2 separate regions of the Homo sapiens genome follow, and region 1 is linked to region 2. A link is a contact called in ENCODE Hi-C or POLR2A ChIA-PET data. All regions are on one chromosome and are shown on one strand. The core of a region is the stretch at or near the end of the contact, and the rest is flanking DNA. Distances in the headings are between cores, read along the strand shown.

Evidence for each region. Hi-C counts contacts between places; a loop is a spot of excess contacts on that map. ChIA-PET counts read pairs that join two places held with the same protein, here RNA polymerase II (POLR2A). Pooled maps may share reads with other maps.
Region 1: a pooled map shows a loop between it and region 2 (12-fold over the local background). The contact joins the enhancer-like site here to the promoter of SLC25A33 in region 2. A Hi-C loop is called at or near these places in 4 of 50 pooled maps. POLR2A ChIA-PET finds 5 or more read pairs at or near these places in 2 of 52 experiments (OCI-LY7 and activated CD4-positive, alpha-beta T cell).

The regions. Positions count from the first base shown.
Region 1 is chr1:9,786,306-9,789,870 of GRCh38, forward strand. The region is part of intron 1 of CLSTN1 (calsyntenin 1); the gene reads right to left. Among named protein-coding and RNA genes, the nearest start is that of CLSTN1, 36 kb to the right of the region's middle. RefSeq lists enhancers at 19-519, 2,153-2,941. Within about 2 kb of position 1,551, at least 7 of the 41 ENCODE cell types and tissues checked have a DNase peak (open chromatin) inside an H3K27ac peak, as active enhancers do; they include OCI-LY7, where a contact is called at or near this core.
Region 2 is chr1:9,537,661-9,541,373 of GRCh38, forward strand. It overlaps SLC25A33 (solute carrier family 25 member 33), which reads left to right and starts at 1,805. Exons shown (of 7, transcript NM_032315.3): 1 at 1,805-2,087. The coding sequence starts at 2,032. RefSeq lists silencers at 1,561-2,080, 2,101-2,460 and enhancers at 1,570-1,864, 2,531-2,660, 3,686-3,713.

The DNA.
Region 1 (3,565 bases), core at 301-2,800, 250 kb after region 2:
GCATCATACCACCACATACTGTTACACACAATGCAGCTGTTCTACGAAAGGTGAGGCTGGGCGCGGTGGCTCATGCCTGTAATCCCAGCACTTTGGGAGGCCGAGGCAGGCTGATCACCTGAAGTCAGGAGTTCGAAACCAGCCTGGCCAACATGGCGAAACCCCGTCTCTACTAAAAACACTAAAAATTAGCCAGGTGTGGTGGTGGGCACCTGTAATCCCAGCTACTCAGGAGACTGAGGCAGGAGAATTGCTTGGACCCGGGAGGTGGAGGTTGCAGTGAGCTGAGATTGTGCTATTGCACTCCACTGCAGCCTGGCTGACAAGAGTGAGACTCCGTCTCAAAAAAAAAAAAAAAAAAAAAAAAACAAAGGTGAGAGCTGTTTGCAAGCTCTGCACATCTGGATCCACTCTCTTGCTCACAGGCTGGGACACCTGCCTGTCCGCCACCAGGCGGTCTATGGCTGGGCATGGGCTCACCACTACCCAGCTCACAGGGCCTGAGAGCTACATCGGGCTCCTCGTGTTGGGGAGCGCAAGGCATGCATGGTGGCATCATGAGAAAAGACCAGGGAATGAGCAGGAACAGATGGAGGAGGAACCCCTATGTCCTTCTCCCTGGTGCACATCCCACCCTGAACACTAAGAAGGAAGCAAGGGGACCAGACCCTGCACATGAGCCTCAGGGTAGGATGCCAGGAGAGTCCCAAGAACGAAGTTGGGGGTGAAGAGGTGGCTGCAGGGGTGAGAAGAGAAGGGGAAGGGGCTGGGCTGAGACTGCAGTTTAGAGTCTAGGTATCTCCCGCACACGGAGATGGGGCTGTCCCCAACTAGAACTGAGAGCTAAGGAGGAATGACAGGGCAGGAGAATCCAGAAGAAGGGGCTTCTGTTTCCCCCTTCTTCCATCCATCCATCCGTCTTTCTCGAGGCCCAGGTAGTCTTCTAGGTACCAAGAAAATAATGGTGAGTAAAACAGCCCCTGCCCTCTCAGAGCTTGTGTTATGGTTGATAAAAATATGAATTTGAAACAGAACCTGCAAAGTAATCCTCACTTCCTACAATTGCAACTTTTGAAAGCTTAAAGTGAGCCTTCTAATTTTTTTTTTTTTTTTTTTGAGACGGAGTCTCACTCTGTCGCCCAGCCTGGAGTGCAGTGGTGTGATCTCGGCTCACTGCAAGCTCCGCCTCCCGGGTTCACGCCATTCTCCTGCCTCAGCCTCCCGGGTAGCTGGGACTACAGGCACCTGCCACCGTGCCCGGCTAATTTTTTGTGTTTTTAGAGAGACGGGGTTTCACCATGTTAGCCAGGATGGTCTCGATCTCCTGACCTCGTGATCCACCTGCCTTGGCCTCCCAAAGTGCTGGGATTACAGGCGTGAGCCTTCTAATTTTTCCTCCAAATTCCAAACAAGTTTTTTTAATGTGGGAAAATACACAGTATAAAAATTTACCATCTTAACCATTTTTAAGTGTACAGGCCAATAGCATTAAGTACATTCACACTGTCATCCAACCGTCACCACCACTACCCGTCTCTAGAACTTCTTTCATCTTGCAAAACTGAAACTCTGCACCCACTAAATACTAACTTCCTATTTCCCCTCCCCCAGCCCCTGGCAGCCACCATTCTATTTTCTGTCTCTGTGAATTTGACTATTTGACTAAGGGTCCGGCGTGGTGGCTCAAACCTGTAATCCCAGCACTTTAGGAAGCTGAGGAAGGTGGATCGCTTGAGTTCAGGAGTTCAAGATCAGCCCGGCCAACCTGGCGAGACCCCGTCTCTACAAAAAATACAAAAATTAGCCAGGCATGGTGGTGCCACACTTGTAGTCCCGCCTACTTGGGAGGGTGAGGTGGGAGGATCACCTGAGCCTGGGAGGTCGAGGCTGCAGTACGCCAAGATGGTGCCACTGCACTCCAGCCTGCATGACAGAGTGAGACCCTGTCTCAAAAAAATAAAAATAAAGAATTTGACCATTCTAGGCCAGATGCGGTAGCTCATGCCTGTAATCCTAGCACTTTGGGAGGCCGACATGGGTGGATCACCTGAGGTTGGGAGTTTGAAACCAGCCTGGCCAACATGGTGAAACCCCATCTCTACTAAAAATACAAAAATTAGCTGGGCATGGTAGTCCATGCTAATTCCAGTCACTTGGGAGACTGAGGCAGGACAATCGCTTGAACCCAGGAGGCGGAGGTTGCAGTGAGCTGAGATCATGCCACTGTACTCCAGCCTGGGTGACAGAGTGAGACTGTTTCCAAAAAAAAAAGGAATTTGAGGCCGGGCGCAGTGGCTCACGCCTGTAATCCCAGCACTTTGGGAGGCCGAGGCAGGCGGATCATGAGGTCAGGAGATCGAGACCATCCTGGCTAACACTTTGAAACCCCATCTCTACTAAAAAATGCAAAACATTTGCCAGGCGTGGTGGCGGGTGCCTGCAGTCCCAGCTCCTCAGGAGGCTGAGGCAGGAGAATGGCGTGAACCCGGGAGGCGGAGCTTGCAGTGAGCCAAGATCACGCCACTGCACTCCAAGCTGGGCGACAGAGCGAGACTCCGTCTCAAAAAAAAAAAAAAAAAAAAACAAAAGGAATTTGACTATTCTAGTACCTCATATGAGTGGGATCACACCACACTTATCCTTTTGTAACTGGCTTCATTAGCATAATGTCCTCGAGGTGCCCCCCTGCTGTGGCATGCGTTGGAATTCCTTTTCGAGGCTGGATGATGTTCCGTTAGAAGGATACCATGTTTTGCTTATCCATTCCCTGGTTAACAGACGCTGGGTTGCTTCCACCTTTTGGCCATTGTGAACAATGCTGCTAATGCTGGTGTACAAATACCTCAAGGCCCTGTTTTCTAATCTTTTGTGAATATGCCCAGAAGGCGGACTGCTGGATCATACGGTGATTCTATCTTTAGGGTGATTGTATCTTTGTGTTTTGAGGAGCCGCCATACCGTTCTCCATAGTGACTGCACCATTTTCCATTCCCACCAACCGTGCACAAGGGCCCCGATTTCTCCACCTCCTTCCCAGCACTTGTTATTTTCTGCTTTTTGATAGACCATCCTAACAGATGAAACCAAACATGCTTTATATCAAGTAATTTTACCTTCTCGTATTGTGTAAAATTGATAAGATACCAAAGTAGACAACAGAGAGTAAGAAGCCCCATGTGCTCCTCACTAACCACTATAATGATCCACGCAGAATGAATCTTGTTTGACTTCACTCCCACTCCCAACACCGATACCACTTATTTTGAAGCAAATGCCAGACATCATATAACTTCCCCTCTCAATACCGCATCATACATCTCTAAAAGATAACAACTCTTTTTAAAACTAACCATATCAAGTCCAATAGAGCTTAAAGGTAAAAAATAAAATAAGCTGGGAGAGGTGGCTTATGCCTGTAATCCCAGCACTTTGGGAGGCTAAGGAGAGTGGATTGCTTGAGCCCAAGAGTTCAAAATCAGCTAAGGCAACATGGCGAAACCCGTCTCTAGTAAAAAATACAAAAATTAGCCAGGCGTGGTGATGCACACCTGTAGTCCCAGCTACT
Region 2 (3,713 bases), core at 555-3,054:
AAATAAAAATTAAAAAAAACATATAATAAAAATAAAAAATTATTTATTTTTACTTTTTTTTTTCTTTTGTAGAGACAGGGTTTTGCCACGTTATCCAGGCTGGTCTTGAGCTACTAGACTCAAGTCATCCACTCTTCTCAGCCTCCCAAAGTGCTGGGATGACAGGAGTGGGCCACTGTGCTGGGTTTTCTTTACTTCTTTTTCTCAGATATCTCATGCCCTAGTATGGCTTCCCCTTCTCCTAGGCCTGGGAGCAATGGCTTTAATAGTAACCACTGTATTTGCATTTTGGAGGACTGCTCCTAAGAGCTGTTTTTATTTAAAGAGTCCCAGCAATCAAATACAGATTGGCTGGCTAGCTCCCACGTTTCCACACAATTCCCTCCTACTTAAGCTCTCTATGTTTACACACAGGACATCTAACTGCTTGTTCTGGTCAAGGTACAGCTTTCCGGAGCTCTGAGAGACGGAAGAGAAAGGGTTGGTACGTTCTGCAGGTGAATGGTGGTCTGCTGAGAGAGAGACAGACAGAGAGACATAGTCCAAGGTAACAGGAAAGCTTCTGGCACTGGTGCCTGTGCAGTCAGTGGTGTCACTGCCAGGACAGGAAATAGAGGTAGAGCAGGTTTGGGGGAGGGGAAGAATGATAAGTTCAATTTGGGACCTTTATTCATTAGCTCCTTGGGCATTACTAGGTGGCAGGTACTGTGTCAGGAACAACTGTGAACAAAAGAAATAAGGTCCCTGCTCTCCTGAAGCTTACATTCCTGTATGGGAAGGACAACTTAAATAAATCAACAAACTAACTGCAGAAGCCCTGGTTCTATAGTCGTGTGACAGACTGCGCTGCAAAGGCGGCCAGGAAAGTCTCCATCTGGGGGAGACCTGGAGATTAGAAGATGTCAGGTTGAGTATGACAATGACCCAGTGACATAGGCTGAGAGAAGCAGTTTGGATATCTAGGTCTGGGCTGGAGATGATCAGAAAAGAAGCAAAAAGCATACTGCAAAATATACGCAGCATATACTACTACTTATAGGGAGATCAAAAATCCACATAATGATAATGATTATTAATTATTTGAGACAGAGTCTCGCTTTGTCGTCCAGGCTGGAGTGCAGTGGCAAGATCTTGGCTCACTGCAGCCCCCGCCTCCCGGGCTCAAGCGATTATCCAGCCTCAGCCACCCAAGTAGCTGGGATGACAGGGGTGCGCCGCCTCGTCCGGCTAACTTTTGTATTTCTAGTAGAGACACGGTTTCGCCGTCTTGGACAGGTTGGTCTGTAACTCCTGGCTTCAGGCGATCCGCCCGCCCGCCTCGGCCTCCCAAAGTGTTGAGATTGCAGGCGTGAGCCACCGTGAGGGCCTCACTGATTATCTAAGGCTGTTTAGATTATAGATTTTTAGATTATGTTTTTGTTTCCCTAAACGGGGTGGTGAGTACAGAGGTGTGAGATGTAACACGTAATTTGTACACCTTTTGCACACGTAAATATCACAAAGTAAACTTTTAAAATAAGGCAAGGCCTAGGGCCTCGCGAGGCTTCTCTGAGGAGCGAGGACCAGTCAGTCACAGCCAGTTTCCACTGCCTCCACGCTCCGGCCTAGGCCAGCCCCTCTCCCCAGTCATTCGCTCGGGGCTGGCTCCGCCCCAGAACTGCGCAACCTCCCCGCCCACATCCGCGTCCTAACCAATGAGCGCTCGAAATTTGGGTCCACACCCCCGTCACGCCCCGCCCCAGACTCGCGCGCCCGTGACGTCACGGTCCGGCCCCCGCCACGTGACGGCCGCGCGCCGGGCTCTAGCTCCCCGCCGGGCTCGCGCCGCAGAGGCCGGTGAGGCGCCGGCGGCCACGCCGCGGAAGGCGCGGGCCGAGCAGAGCCGGGCGTTGGAGCCCGCGCGCGCATGGAGGCGTTGCCGGCAGCCCCCTGAGGGCAGCGGGGAGACAAGACCCGGCGACCTCGCGCATCCCTCGAGCCGCCACGCGCTCTCGCCACCGGGCGGCGACGGGCCGCGGAGCCGGCGCGGCCATGGCGACGGGCGGCCAGCAGAAGGAGAACACGCTGCTTCACCTCTTCGCCGGCGGGTGAGTTCCCGGGCCCAGCCGCGCGCGCCCCACCGCCTGCGGTCCCCTCGGCCTTCGCCCCGGGCGCGGCCCCAGCCTCCCGCGGCGGTTACCGGCCTTCCCCGGGCTACGGCGCCGGCGCTCGGGAGGAGGAAGTCCCGGCGTCGGGGACTGGTGGGCAGGGCCGAGGGAGGGGGTCGGGCCTTCCTCACCCCTACGTCCTGACCGCAGCCCCGAGGGCGGCTGTGCCCCGCCGCCCGTCCTCCCCGCGGCGTCCCCAGCTTTTCCCCATTCTGAAGAGTCAGTGGCCGGTGAGTGGTGCTCGGCGGCGGTCCAGCCTGGACGCTGTGGCGCGGCCCCCCCTCCCCCGCCCCCTTCTCCTGGGGCCTCTCCCGAAGCGCAGCGCCTCAGAGCCCGTGGTAGGATCGCTGATGCTCGGGTGTGCCCGAGGTTCCTCAGGGCAGCGCGGGAGGTCATCCGGACGGGCAAAAAGGTCTGCGGACGTTGGACGTCAGCAAGGCCTGGGTGGTGCTGGTGAACGGTGATGCTTGCGGCCACACGCGGGGTGGCTAAGCCAGGGACCCGAACTCATATGAGGTCTGGAAGGTGTGTTGAGACACTTCTCGCCGGCTGGTAGACGCTTCCAACGCCAGAGACCGCAGAATTGTAAGGTGTTCCTTGTTTTGAAAGCTGCATTAGGTCTATGGTCAGGCACCTTTTTTCCAGCGGAGACAATGCATTTTTAGGAGGTTGAGTTCTGCGGTTAGGAAGGGAGATGGTACCCCTCGCCACCTCCCCTTGTCACCTCCCGCCGAGAATAGAAGGTAAAATATTTTTGAGTATTAGTAATTTTCTTTTTTCCTTTATCACAGCCGGTGGCTTGGGGTCCTTTCGGAGTCTTACAGATATTTGGAGTATTAATTTGAGGACCTCATCGGCCTGGCACAGGAATTTTTGAGTGTAGGATATTTTGCATAAAATAGTTTATTCTGGGATGATCATCTTGGCTTGAGTAGTTGCAGCCTGGATTCCTACCTGGATATGTTCCTTACAACAAACAATGGTTGAGAAACTTATCTTGGAAGATGACTGATGAAAGCGTCCCTGAGCTTTTTTTGTACTTGTATTGTGGGCAGTCACCAGGTTACTTTAACCAAAAACTTCGGTGGGTCTTCATAGATTGGAAGAGTTTCTCATTCATCTCTTCCCTGTCATTCATTCCCTTGCAACCCTTCCCTCCATGTCTCCATTGAGACTTCCTTTTTTTTTTTGAGAGGGAGTCTTCCTCTGTCGCCCAGGCTGGAGTGCAGTGGTGCGATCTTTGGGCTCACTGCAACTTCCGCCTCCCGGATTCAGGCGATTCTCCTGCCTCAGCCTCCCGAGTAGCTGGGATTACAGGCCCCGCCACCAAGCCTGGCTAATTTTTTTTTTCTTTTTTTTTTTTTGAGACGGAGTTTCGCTCTGTAGCCCAGGCTGGAGTGCACTGGCGCCATCTCAGCTCACTGCAAGCTCCGCCTCCCGGGTTCACGCCATTCTCCTGTCTCAGCCTCCCGAGTAGCTGGGACTACAGGCACCCGCCACTACGCCCAGCTTTTTGTATTTTTAGTAGAGACGGGGTTTCACCGTGTTAGCCAGGATGGTCTCGAT